4 separate regions of the Homo sapiens genome follow, and regions 2, 3 and 4 are each linked to region 1. A link is a contact called in ENCODE Hi-C or POLR2A ChIA-PET data. All regions are on one chromosome and are shown on one strand. The core of a region is the stretch at or near the end of the contact, and the rest is flanking DNA. Distances in the headings are between cores, read along the strand shown. Region 1 holds the start of CADM1 (cell adhesion molecule 1). Region 2 holds the start of CADM1-AS1 (CADM1 antisense RNA 1). Region 3 has its middle 52 kb from the start of LINC02698. Region 4 overlaps CADM1 (cell adhesion molecule 1).

What was found. A loop is a pair of places that touch in the nucleus more often than their neighbours do. ChIA-PET counts read pairs that join two places held with the same protein, here RNA polymerase II (POLR2A). Pooled maps may share reads with other maps.
Region 2: a loop to region 1 is called in a map of dorsolateral prefrontal cortex, with 4 times the contacts of the local background. The contact joins the promoter of CADM1-AS1 here to the promoter of CADM1 in region 1. A Hi-C loop is called at or near these places in 4 of 168 maps with a recorded cell type or tissue (HepG2, OCI-LY7, dorsolateral prefrontal cortex and 1 more), 6 of 37 single-sample maps with no recorded cell type and 7 of 50 pooled maps. POLR2A ChIA-PET finds 5 or more read pairs at or near these places in 5 of 52 experiments (H1, HEK293T, HepG2 and 2 more).
Region 3: a loop to region 1 is called in a map of heart right ventricle, with 2.2 times the contacts of the local background. The contact joins the enhancer-like site here to the promoter of CADM1 in region 1. A Hi-C loop is called at or near these places in 6 of 168 maps with a recorded cell type or tissue (CD14-positive monocyte, Right ventricle myocardium inferior, heart left ventricle and 2 more) and 7 of 50 pooled maps.
Region 4: a loop to region 1 is called in a map of OCI-LY7, with 4 times the contacts of the local background. The contact joins the enhancer-like site here to the promoter of CADM1 in region 1. A Hi-C loop is called at or near these places in 2 of 168 maps with a recorded cell type or tissue (HepG2 and OCI-LY7), 2 of 37 single-sample maps with no recorded cell type and 2 of 50 pooled maps. POLR2A ChIA-PET finds 5 or more read pairs at or near these places in 4 of 52 experiments (AG04449, AG04450, Caco-2 and 1 more).

Annotation. Positions count from the first base shown.
Region 1 is chr11:115,502,878-115,506,106 of GRCh38, reverse strand. CADM1 (cell adhesion molecule 1) reads left to right here and starts at 1,692. Exons shown (of 12, transcript NM_001301043.2): 1 at 1,692-1,836. The coding sequence starts at 1,713. RefSeq lists a silencer at 1,507-1,666.
Region 2 is chr11:115,395,000-115,398,228 of GRCh38, reverse strand. It overlaps CADM1-AS1 (CADM1 antisense RNA 1), which reads right to left and starts at 1,473. Exons shown (of 2, transcript NR_135103.1): 1 at 1,338-1,473; 2 at 571-963. All of the region lies in intron 1 of CADM1 (cell adhesion molecule 1), which reads left to right.
Region 3 is chr11:115,605,283-115,608,511 of GRCh38, reverse strand. No RefSeq gene overlaps it. Among named protein-coding and RNA genes, the nearest start is that of LINC02698, 52 kb to the left of the region's middle. Within about 2 kb of position 1,476, at least 2 of the 41 ENCODE cell types and tissues checked have a DNase peak (open chromatin) inside an H3K27ac peak, as active enhancers do; they include heart right ventricle, where a contact is called at or near this core.
Region 4 is chr11:115,419,840-115,423,068 of GRCh38, reverse strand. The region is part of intron 1 of CADM1 (cell adhesion molecule 1); the gene reads left to right. Among named protein-coding and RNA genes, the nearest start is that of CADM1-AS1, 25 kb to the right of the region's middle. Within about 2 kb of position 1,573, at least 2 of the 41 ENCODE cell types and tissues checked have a DNase peak (open chromatin) inside an H3K27ac peak, as active enhancers do; they include OCI-LY7, where a contact is called at or near this core.

The DNA.
Region 1 (3,229 bases), core at 443-2,942:
TGTCTCCTGTAGTGCTGTTCTCCTGTTGGAGCTTTCCCCACTTCTGAAGGACTGCCTGCAGTTCATGCATCGGGGCCTGTAATTACAGAGCAGAATATCCAGGGCTGTGAAGACCGGGCAGTCTCGAAATTAGTTTATGCATAATGGATAATAGGAGGCTGTTTTTAAGTGTAACTCATTTGGTGGGTTGGCAGATCATGACTTCCTTTTTGATATGTATTATTTATTTATTTTATAGCAAGATGAGGACAGAAGGCTGGGGAAGTCATTTGGCGCAGCTCTTCTAGACTATAGCTCAGACTTAGCAATTTACATTCAGTAATCTCTTGGTCATTTAGCCACAGATAATTTGTCATGGTTTGTTTTAGCTGTTGTGATATTGATATTTATTATGCAAATTGTATTTCCTACATCTTATTGTTCTGCATTCTATGAATACTTAAATTATTATAAACCTTTACACTTAATATGGCTCGTCCTTCAATTTGATGCTTGAGCAACAGAGGGTCAGAGCGCACACGATCTTCTAGAGGGGAAGAAAATAAGTAATTAAAAAGCAGACAAACAAGAGAGCCGGCTGCCTGGCTGAAAAGAAAGCAAAGAGAATTTCGGGGAGGGAGAGTGAGTCCGGAGATGCAAGTCGCTTTAGCAGGAGAGGCTCTCCCAGAGACAGGGGAAGCTCGGAGCACCTGTTGGTCCCCAGCTTCCTTAGGAAGGGCTGGGGGCGCAGAGGAGGAGTGAGAGGGTTTGAGCCCCGAAGGAGGAACACGGCAGACCCTGCCTTCACCACACTCCCTCTCCCCAACTCCCACCACCCCCGCTCTTCACCTGAAGCCTTGACTAATTTTTTCCGTTGTTGTGTAATCTTAAATATCTAATATTACAAATATTTCACACATATATTCAACACACACCTATATATTAAAACCAGGGAGGAGACCCTCGACAAGCGGAGGAGCCTGAGCATACCCTCCTCGATCTACCTTTCCCGAGATTCTGCCGCAAAAAGACCGACTGGAAAATCTCAGAACCCGACTCTACGGCTGCCTTCTCCAACTATCCCCGAGTCTACCGCTAGGCTGTTGAGCGGGCTCTCCCGCTCCGCCGGACGTGCAAAGCACGCATGCACTTCTCCCAGATTGTTTTGTCAATCCGGGGACCTGCCTTCTTACTCTCCACTCCCGCACAGCCCCCGTTCCCAAAGATCTATTCCTTCGGTGCAAGGTGAGTGACGGAAATTTGCAACGTCTGGTTCGCTAGGCCAGATGCACTCGGTGTGCGGGACAGAGGACCCTCTTAAGGGAGATTCTCCAGTCGTCGGTCTGATACAGCGATTGCTATAAACATTCCTAATAAAGGTGTACAAGAAGCTAGACCCGCCCCCTGGAGCCCGAGTCCTTGCACGCCAGGCGCCCGGGAGAACACTTTTTCCTTGATCCGGGGAAAGCAAAACCCGAATTTTAACATAAACATATTTGCATACGCCCCTCCCCTTGGCCCCGCCCCTAGGTGGCGCGGGCGCGCCGCCGAACGCCAGCGCCAGGGGGCGGGGTGGGGGAGGGAGCGAGGCCCTCCGAGAGCCGGGTTGGGCTCGCGGCGCTGTGATTGGTCTGCCCGGACTCCGCCTCCAGCGCATGTCATTAGCATCTCATTAGCTGTCCGCTCGGGCTCCGGAGGCAGCCAACGCCGCCAGTCTGAGGCAGGTGCCCGACATGGCGAGTGTAGTGCTGCCGAGCGGATCCCAGTGTGCGGCGGCAGCGGCGGCGGCGGCGCCTCCCGGGCTCCGGCTCCGGCTTCTGCTGTTGCTCTTCTCCGCCGCGGCACTGATCCCCACAGGTAGGTGTGGGCACCGACCGGTTGGCCCCTAAATCTCCGAAGGCACCCCAGTAGCCTTGGCCACAGAGGGGGGAAACGTTTCCATGACAACCTCCCCCCACTTCCTACATCCGAAGCGGAGGGAGTGTGGAGAGGAAACTCAGGGCTGAGAGGGAAGGGGCTGAGGGCATCTGTGAGCCCCTTCTCCCCTGCCCGGCTAAGTGTGAATGAGAGTCCCCAGGGATGGCTGCACCCACACCTTCTCTCCCCGGCTTGGCGCGGGGTGCAGAGTGGAGTGAGAATGGGGGGCCCGGGGGCTGTAAAGCATGGGGGAAGGGGATGGTTCAAAGACAACCTCAACCCTTCCGGACCCTTCTAAACTCGCCGTTCTCCCCGTAACTTGCAGGTCCTCCCACCTCCCAGGGCTGTCCATTCGCCCCCACCTCTCCAGAGGGCCCCCCCAGTTCTCCATCCCCGAAGCCTCCTGGTGGCTGACTCCCAGCCGCCCGCGGCGTGATTTCTCCCCGGTCCCCAGGACATCCCCAGACTTGTCTGATCTCCCCTGCCCCTTCCCCCAACGCGCTCTGCCTTTCTCCCCTGTCCCCAAACTGCACGCCTCTCGTGTTTCCCTCCGGCCGTTCGCAGCCCTCCGCCCCCTCGGCTCTGCTGCGGGTCTTTTTGGCCCGGCTCCAGGCGGGGAAAGTTCCCCGGCCCGGCCCCGCGGGGGGGGCGGCCGCTGTCGCCGCCTCTGCGGGAAGGCGCCGGGAGCCCGCAGCCCGCCCGCCCCACAGCGTCCTCTGCCACGAGTGGGGACACGGGATTTCCCGGCTGCCCGTTCTTTCGGCGGCCCGAGGGTGGCGGAGGGGGCGTCGCGGCCTCTGCGGCCAGGCGGGCACCCTGCGGGCCTCCGCGCGCTCCCTGCGTGAAGAGCAGTCTTGGGAATTTGCCCAGGGGCGGCTCTGCACGCCCGGTGCCTTCCCTGAAGACACCGAGCACTCGGCTGGAGCCCGATGTGTGGCTGCCCGTGTGCCGGGCGCGTTGGCGCGGTCGGGAAAGAAGAGGGCAGTGTTTGCTTTTGCTAACAAAAGGGAGCCGGAGCTCTTCCTCAGCGGAGAGGCCGGCTGTGCTGCACCCAGCCTCCCTTCCCGCCACCTCGCCGCGCTTGGCAGCCGCGCGGCGTCCTCTGGCCCCTGCTGCAGGCTCCAGGCGGGCGCCGGGACCGAGTGGCACGGGGCCGCGGGGTGCGAGCGGCGATGCAGGAGGGGATGCAGCAGGGCTCTGAGCCTGCAAAGCCCCTCCTTGCAGCTCCAGAGCTGCAGGACCCGGGAGCAACAAGTGGCGGAGGACGCCGAGAGCTCAGCCCCCACCTGCGGAGCCCCAGGCCCGGGCGGGCACAGCGTTGGGGCCACGGTGC
Region 2 (3,229 bases), core at 224-2,723, 110 kb after region 1:
AGAGCCTATTCACGACCAGTTAATTTGGATGGCACGTTCTAAAATTACTTTCCCCCAATGATGTGTTGTGCCACTGCCATTGAATGCAGAAACCTCACGGAAGAGGGGATTAAGGAAATTTGAAAGTACCAAGGAGCTGTTGATCTTAGTCAAGTGTTTACTGGTTTATGAGTAGATTAAGATTTCGTTCTTGTCATCTGATTTGGATGGGAAAATGAGTAATGATACTCTTGTAGAGAGGGTGAGTGATTCCATAGGATGCCAAAAGTATGGCGATGTGCCCATTTCCCCAAATATTCAGGGAAGACTTGATGCTGTGGCATTGCTGCAGTACTTTCTTCAATATTTGGATGTAGTCTCTGGGTTTAGGGAGGTATTGTTTTAACCATCTTTGCTAGTCTCAAAATTTTTATCCACCATTTTGTTAATCTGTTCTACAATTAGCAAAGGGGTGCATGCCTGTTAAGAGTTCCAACTGTATGGTACACTTCCTAGTCATTAACGTAACTGATAGAGTACAATGTCTCTATTGTCATTGAGAATAAAAAAATGAGCTATACAGATCATGTGTTGGTTCAAGTTTGACTTTTATGCTCTGTTATTCTCACTTCAAAGATGATGAGACTGAAACTCAAAGAAAGAAGACCTGCCTTGGGTTACATATCAGTTTAGTGATGGAACTCTAGGCCAGCGCTTTTACTGATAGTGATCTTCACTCTCTGCTCCTCTTTGACTGGGGAGGAGCCTTGTGCTTAGCTGTACTATTCTACATCTTGATACATAGACTTTTCATTTTGTGGGAGAGTAGCAGCAAGTCCTTGGAAGTTGTTCATTTTGCAGTTAGCTAAGGTAGAGGGGCTGGTAATGTTCAGTTTTTCTGTACCATTCTCCTGATATGTTGGCTCAAGATACCAGAATCTATCTTGGAATGTTGTGTATTACCCATTAGTTACCAATCTTCTGCTGGGGAAGAATATAAATAGGAGAAAAAAGAGATGGACAGGATGAATTTTTAAATTATAGCACTGAGTAACAACTGCTAGTCAAGAAGTTTTTGGCAGTTTGTTAGAATCTCATTTTAAAGCAATAACACACTCAGAGTTGTATTCAAACACTGAGATAAATGCATCAACCTAAATTCATGGTTTTGTTTTTTTCCATGTAGCTGCTAATTATTGAACATAACGAGGCTTATTCATAATTTCTTTTCTCCTGCTTGATAGCCATAATCCTGTATTTATGCTGCTGTCATTCCCATGGTAACAGACTAATGTCTGAAGCATAAGATTATTAAATACAGCACAGTACATTAAAATAATGCTAAGGTTTTGACTTACAGAGAGACTTTCACACTGGGGCAAACTTCAAAAAAAAAAAAGAGAACGCTTATACAGAAAGCAATTTACTTGGCCAGTAATGTTTAGTATTCCCATAGCTATTATGGCAGAGATTTGTTTGAATTATAGCCTCTTCCTTCCCAGCCCATCATCTCCTTTGGCTTTGCAGCCAAGTCTTAATCTGGTGTTTATGATGTCAGCCTGTTGCCATGGGAGTTATTCTGTCACAGATGTATTGTGACTTCACTGCAGGACAGAAGCAGTGGAAAATTTAGGATGAAATAGAACAACTCTAAAGTTAATCTCCAGCATATCTGTTTTGGAAAAGAAGTATTCCCTTCACCTTTATGTGCTCCTAAAAATAAATAAATAAATAAAGTTAGTTAAGTGGTGACTTGTTGAAGGTTGGCCAACGAATATTGTTGAAATGACCAAAATGCCAAAAAGCCAGCACTAAGGAAAAAATGTTATGTAGCTCAACCCTGGCTCTCTGAAGAGTGGTCAAGATTTATGTTTTTAATCCTATGCTACAGTAATGAAGCACAACCATGTCTGTAGCACATAAATTGATACACCATTTTTTCTGGTTTTCTTGTAAAGGACTTTCTTCTATCTTAAATCTAATGTGGTCACATTCACAAGGACACGCGCCCTTTGCTTCCACCACCAATGACAACCACATCTTTATTATTCACAGACATATGTGGAGGCCCTGCCAAACTGAGAGGCATCTTTGAAGTCAAATTTTGTAGTGCTCATAGCACGTTAGCATTATGGTCCCTCAGGGGCCCCTTCATCATCTGGTATCTGGGACAGTCTCCCATTTGGATGGCATAAAAATAATCTAGGTTCTTTCCTAGGGATGAGAGATTTCTACAGAGTTAAGCTAAGTACACAGGTGATCCTGTGTGCATGATGAACTCTTTGAATGTCATGAACCAATGGTACAAATGGAATGCATGTACCTTAAATCATTTCTTTAAAAAAGAAATACGGGACAGAAGGAGAATAAAATGCTATGTAGCAACTAAAATCTTTTGGACTATGTTTAAATAATATGTAAAATTAGGAAATTAGCTACAGTGAGTCTTTTTTAAAAAAAGTTGGAATTACAGGGTTTAGGATTTTTTTCTTGCCCTCTTCTTCCATGTTTGAACTTAATAGAGAGTTTTAATATCCTTCCCCTTATTAAAATAAACCATTAAAGTAGGCAAGGTTAAGCAAGTTCACATTTCAAACATCTCCGATTGCTGGCGATTTGTCACTAGAAAGCTGTGGTAGTCACCTTGGAATCTGCATACCTTTTTTTGTGTTTATGAGAATAATCTGTCTTCTGCTCTCTCACCCAAATCCTTCTTAAAGGACTGGGGCTCTGCTGTAGAAACTCATGTCAGCATAATATGCCATGTACCTCTATAATGATTTTTTTTCAGCATTTTGTTGAGCCAGCTTCAGAAACAGCAGTGAGTATGTGTGTAAATGATTTGCTTTAAAAAGCAGATGTAGATTAATGCATTGGTTTAGTAATTTTTTCCCAACTCTTTCCTTTTCCCTTTATCTTTTTCTCCCCCTTCAGTTCTCTGGGATAATCCCAATGAGAAATCTGAAAGAAGGTAGAAGAATTTGTTTGTTTTCTGTACTTTACGTCAATGATTCCCAAACTTGGAGAGCATCAAGAAATCCTGAATGCCTGCTGTCACCCCCAAAGATTGTGATCTAATTGTTTGGGGGTGTGGTTTGGGCTTTGGCATTTAAAAAATATCTTTAAGTGATTCTAATATACAGACAAGTTTGCTTTCTGCTTTCTATATATGAATAGCTGAAAATTGAACTATCAAAGGCAAGTCTAAATATCACACGTGTATTTGATTTTTATAAATCTGTTGTGCCCC
Region 3 (3,229 bases), core at 227-2,726, 100 kb before region 1:
CACTGAGTCCTGGAGGGAAGGGATGATCTGAAATAGCCCCATCCACGTGTGCCCAAAAGTGACCCTCTAACCCCTTGCCCACCTTTTGCCAGCCCACCCGAGACACATACCCCAGCAGCTGACCCCCATTCTGGATTCACCCTGGATTTAAGGCCACCAGGGAAGTAATTAAAGATAATTGAGGCTGCAACTTCTAAATGAAGAAATACTGCCACCCAGGCAGTAATTAATCACCTCCTCCACCCTCCCCCACCCACCATCCAAACCCCCCTTTGGTTCAAACCAAACTGGGTCTTTATATCCACATGTTCAGGCAGACTTCCAATTCTCCCAAAACCCTTGTCATGATTGGCAGTCTTTCATTACCAACATAGCTCAACCACAATGCTTAACATTCCATTTTGCTCCCTACTTAACATTTTTTGATGTGCACTGAAAGCAACAGAAGTCCCCACCCAGGGCTTCTGACCGTCTCACTTCCCTAAGTCTACTATGGAACACTCCAAAAAAGATAAAGAGTGACGCTCCCCAGTTGGTAAATGTCAACCATCTAGGTTTTCTGCACAAGCGCAGGGTTTTACGTGCCCCACACTATTCTAAGCTGATCACATAGATAACCCATCTGGTCATGGCCTGCTTTCCCTCCCAGGGTGGGCAAAGGATTATAGCTGTTTTAACGCTGGGAGACTCAGAGCTTGTAAAGAGCCTGTGCTCTGAACAGGGGGACAGTTACATAAGTCCACGGAGCTCTGGCACTGCAGGACAGCGGGCTCCACGTGGCTTCTAATTACAGGGAGGCTGATGGCCACGGTTGAAGATACTGTCACAGGACCCGGGTCTCAGCCCGCTGATGTCCCGCCAGCCATTGCACTAAGACGGAAATTAAGCACAGTGTCATGGCCATTTAGGACATTAGGAACGGAAGGCACCCAAGAGCTGCTTCCTGGCCCTTTGCCCACCTTATTAACAAGGTGCAAACGAGGACCTCGGCTGGGAGAGGGAAACAGCTGGAGAAAAGAGACCTTCTCTGCAGGTAGAGATATAAGGAGAGGAAGGGGATGCAGGGAGGCTGTGTCCCAAATCACCTTGGCTGAGAAGAAAATTGGCTTGATAAATGAGAAAAAAAATAATCAACTTCTGATGAAACTGTTTAAGGAATATTTTCTAGGTTGCAAAGTTTCTCGAGTTCCTGAATTTGCACTCTGCCCTCTGAACACACACACACACACACACACACACACACACACACACACACAAAATTGGGGGATGGTCATGAGGGGGTCTGGGGAAAGAAATAGGACCAAGCAACATCCGCGTTCTTTGACTCCCACCTCTCATCATTTGTAATTTGTTTGAAACCTTCAGGCTAGTGGCTCTCTGCAAGGCTTCACCAGCCTGCCAAGTTCTCTAGCTCAGAATCTGGGGAAATCCTGGCCTTGGCTGGAATCCAACCCTGGATACCAGGGCTATCTGCTAAATAAAGACCACAAGCCCCAGTGCTGGGGGATGGACGGGAGCTGCTGTGAGCTCGCCCCCACTCCACTTCCACACTCCCCTACACACTCCCTATTTCCTCTCTCCTCAGTGAGCCCGACCTTTATTTCTGGCAATTGTCCTGGCTAAATGACTGATGAGGTTTCTCTTAGAAAATGTAAAAAGTCACACAGATTTGGGTAACTTGGCAAAGAGAATAAATGCCATGGTTGCCCTCTGCCTCTTCTTCACCTCCTTCTCATGGACACACACTCCAAGGTGCTTTCTTCACTTCTGGCCCAAGGCAGGTCAGAGTCAGGAGGACCCTGGGAGCCGCCACGCAGCCGGCCCGAACCTTCTGCGCAGGGCCAGGCTTTCTCACTTCTTTGCCAACAGCTGCAGCAGAGGTGAACTGGGACATGGGAAACACCAGCTCCCTTTGGAGAGAGGAAAAAAATTAAAAAGCCCGTTTTTCTGTCCTGTCAGGTCTATTTAAGTATTTAATGAGGTGAGATAGTACCAATAAATTTAACATGGCACAATAACTCTGATGATGTGGGCCACAGACTAATAAGCTTCCATCCCGGGGACAGAAGATTGATCTTGCCTTCGCTAGATCTTATCGGGTTTGATTGCTTTGTTCAGATATTAAAAAGGTTGAGCAAGGACTTTCAGGCACTGCCACAAATCTGTGCGTATCCTCCCAGCCAAGATAGATTGAAGCCAGGCCGTGGAATACAAGGCTGTTTATTTTAATTGACAATCGAGAGGAGTGGAATAAGTGGAAGGTGGAGGGTGGAGGGTGGGTGAGGAGCCACAGGGGTCCCTGTGATTGGGTGGTTTGCGTGTGTTTTCCCCCTCTCTTCGGACTCTATGGCAGACCTTCAAATCCCAGGCGCTATCCAATTGAGTGTCTGCTCCTGAGGCTTCAAAGAGTCTCTTCCTTGTGTGTCTTGAGTCAGGAGACAGGCCATTGACCCATGTGTCACCTGTAATTTTCATCCTCGCCTCCCGGGGAATGAGACCTGCTGCGGACGTTTCCCAGCCACTTGTGTCCAGCCCCGAGGCTCGTCCCATTTTTGCAGTCTGTCCTCTCCTTCTGCAGATTGATGGGATGCGTGCTGGAGTCCTTTGAGGTCAGGGACCACATGACTCACTTCTAATTCCCCCACAGCACCAAACACAGATCAGAACTTCTAAAGTGTGATATATATATATTAGAGGGTAAGTGAAATAATTGTACATGGTATATGTGTGAACATTTTAAAGTTAACGTTTAGCTATATTAATGTGTATTGTATTATATAAATATAACTAATATAAGACACTTAATTTCACAGATATTATTACTCAGGATAAGGCTAAGGTAGAACATAAGTTTAAAGATGAGTCACGTGGCTGGGCACAGTGGCTCACACCTCTAATCCCAGCACTTTGGGAGGTCAGGAGATCGACACCAGCCTGACCAACATGGTGAAACATTATCTCTACTAAAAATACAAAAATTAGCCAGGCGTGATGGCACATGCCTGTAATCCCAGCTACTTTGGAGGCTGAGGCAGGAGAATTGCTTGAACCTAGGAGGCATAGGTTGCAGTGAGCTGAGATCACACCATTGTACTCCAGCCTGAGCGACAAAAGCAAAATTCTGTCTCAAAAAAATAAAATAAAATAAAACTGAGTCACGTTCAGATACACTATTAAATAAATAACGGTATGGGGAGTATCCAAATGAGTGAAGTTTGGGGAACACTGT
Region 4 (3,229 bases), core at 324-2,823, 83 kb after region 1:
TTGCTCTATTAAAAATGCACAAACATTAAAAAAAAAAACAGACCGTAGCGTTTTCTAGGTTTATATTTTACTGTGTTCAGTAACTTTCTTTTCATTTTTTGTTGTAGGAGAAAGTGTTTTCCAAGTATATATTTTAAAAACAGTTAAACTGAACTTCGCTTGGGGTTTTCTGACAAACAGAATCTTGAAAATCTTCCGTTTCTGAGTGTCAGAAAAATGTACAGTTTCAATAAAATCATAGCAGTCAGTTTCCTGACAGGTGCATCAAGTCTAGAATTAAATCGAAAGGACTGATGTGTTAAAAACACATTAAATATTTAATGTTAAAGATCAGCTTATAGTTTTTCTCTTATGTTTTCAAAGGGCACAGCGAACTATCTGTGCTGTTCCAAAGAGTTGCACTTGTAAAAGGGTCTATTCAATTTAGACCAGGATCCAGAAATGTAGGTTATGGCTAAGAGGATGAGATAACAAATAGATGTGTTCAGCTTCTACAACTGACTTGGTAGTTTAGTGGCCATGTTGTCCCTGTTGAGATGGGAAAGCTTTCTGATTGGTATGTTACAGCTCACCGCTGCATCAGGCATTTCTTCAAACCAGCATAGTGTTGTAATTGGAGATCATCTTCTTGAAGATGGAGCCTTTTATTTTTGTGGCTTTCTGGGGAGTTGTAATGCCTGCCTGTTTTTCCTTTTAATCAGATGTTTGAGAGCTGCAGCTTCGGGTCAAACGAACATATTCACACCTGATTTTTACAGTATTTTTTCAGCAACTTGAGTATTATGTTTAAATGGAAAACTATCCTGAATAGTCCCCTTTTAGGAAATAGTCTGTCTGAGAGCGGCATTTTCCAGCATTTGGTGGATTTGAGAGAAGGCACTGACACCTGTAATTTGTAACCCAGTTAAACTCGTTTATCTTGCCTGGACACACCTGTGGACAAGAAGCAAGCTGCTGATTTTAAGTTCAGCTGCGTAATTTTACTTGTTTGCTCAGATGTCCTTTAATTTATTTTCTGGGGACCTGATGACAGTAGCAAGATTTTAAAGTTAATTGCTAGATTCAAGGACAAGTCCCATGAATGGGCTGGAAGCATACCCTTAGGGCATAAGCCTGTGTGCGGATCTGTGACAAAGCCCTAATTTTGAGTTTATGTAATCATCGTACCGAAATATTTAAGATGGGAATCTATCAAGTCTTATCTGTTGAGACGTGATCCCTTTTATATCTGGCAGGCCTCATGCAACAAATTTCCTTTCTTTTAAGTGATCTCCAAAGCTGTCAAGTTCATTTGAGTGAACTGTGCTTGAGAGAAACATGTACAATTTTCTCTGGCAATGGCATGCTGCTGATGACATATTTTTAGAATTAGCTTTTTCTCTCCCCCACCCTTCTAGAAACTGAACTTTTATTTAAGCTCCCTGCTGTTAACATTGGAAAGAAAGTTTCCTGTGCCAATGTTTGCCCAAATGGAAGAAAATGTTTGCATTTTGTATGCAGTGTTCATAAACTTGATGAGTCTAACAGTTTGGCACCGCTGGTGAGCGCGTCTGCTTTGAGTTCTGAAGGGCAGGCAGAAATAGTGTAGTGAAGCACTGCAGCTACTGTGAAAAGGTGTGGCTGAGCTGCTGTGTTGAGATGCGACAGGTCGAGAATTCAGAATTCATTTTTCCTAGTGCTTTGAAGGTCAGTAGTTAAGAGAGACATCTCCCACTTGTCAAGTAGTTGTAAGCAAAAGAATCATTTCTTCCCTCATTCATTTGGTTAAGGTTAGCTGAAACACTGGCTTGCTTTGATTTCTCTGGGCAAGATTGTTTTAGCAAGGCCGTTTGACTCTCTGTTTCTGTGCTTTTGGTTTTAGTTTCAAAGATCTTGCCAAACTTTGCCAGGGCGCATTCTGGTCTTCAAACCCTTTGTTCTGAAAGCTGGTGCCACCAAATTGAATAATGTGCAACATGTTATAGACCCACTGTAGAAAATAATTGCAGTTTGTTTTAACATTAAGTTAAATTTTTTCTGTATGCAATGCAAAGGTCAAGGAAAAAGGCATTAAAAAACATCCCTGCACAAGTGAGTCATTTGCATAGAAAATGCTCCACTGGATGATAGAGTATGAAAGCAGTAGGGAATTAACTGGTAAGTGTATGGCAAATGACCTAGCCAAGGATCCAAGCAAGAATGATTTGTTCCAAGAACCAGTGTAAGACGATTTAGGAAGATGCACTTTTCTTTGGCCCTCATCCTACAGCAGCATTGAATCAGGAGAACGAAACAGCCTTGGCTTTGTTCATCATCAGTAAGCCAAGAAGATCACGGCATGGGTCATTAAGATTTACAGCTCAAATGTAAATAATTCAGGACCCACAAACAATAATTAAAAAACCAACTGCGGCACTGCATGTAGTCAGGTCCTCTGGGCCTCTTTGAGTAGGAACCTCTCCTGTTTTGGCTGGAGACCTGTCCATCTGGGTACAGATGGTTGTAAGAGCTTTTTAATGACCTTTTCTAATGCTGGTGAATGTGTCTTTGGACACCATCGTAACCAATGGATGAGGAGGGTGGAAACAGCAGGATGGTGGCAGCTGAGGAATTAAATGTCCTGAATTTGTTAGACATCTGCAGAAACATGCAATTTGTTGGGCAGAAAATTGTAAACAAAACAGACTGAGTCAATTATCAATACACCTGTGACACCCCGGGATGCCAGCTTTGGCTGACAGCTTTTAACCAGCTGAGGAGCAGGAGGAAGTTCACAATGATCAGGAGCAAGTCAATTCCAAGTTTTCTGCTATAACTTGTCCCCTTGCTTGTGTGGTGATCTCCTGTGTGGACACGTCTTTCCTTGTTACACTATACACATTGTTCTAAATTCTAAGTCATTGGTTCTTAACCAGTGGTATGTTTCAGAGGAGCTTAAGGAGAAAAGGAGCTTAAGAAATATGCCTGCTTCTAGGGGCTTTTGCCTGGAGAGTCTAATTCAGTAGTTGTGGGACCCTGGGCATGTGCATATTTTAAAAAGCACCCCAGGTATACACACCTGGTTGAGAAATAATCTCACATGTGTCTCAAGTTAACAATGGAGGAGAGCATGAGGTTCTGGACCAGGTCATGAGAAGGCTCGAACTGAATTTATTGATCAAGAAATCAACTCATTATGCAGATAAACATTCAGAGCTTGGGCACAGTCAAGATGAAAGTGGCTAAGGACAAAAATGTGTCCCGTTGATTA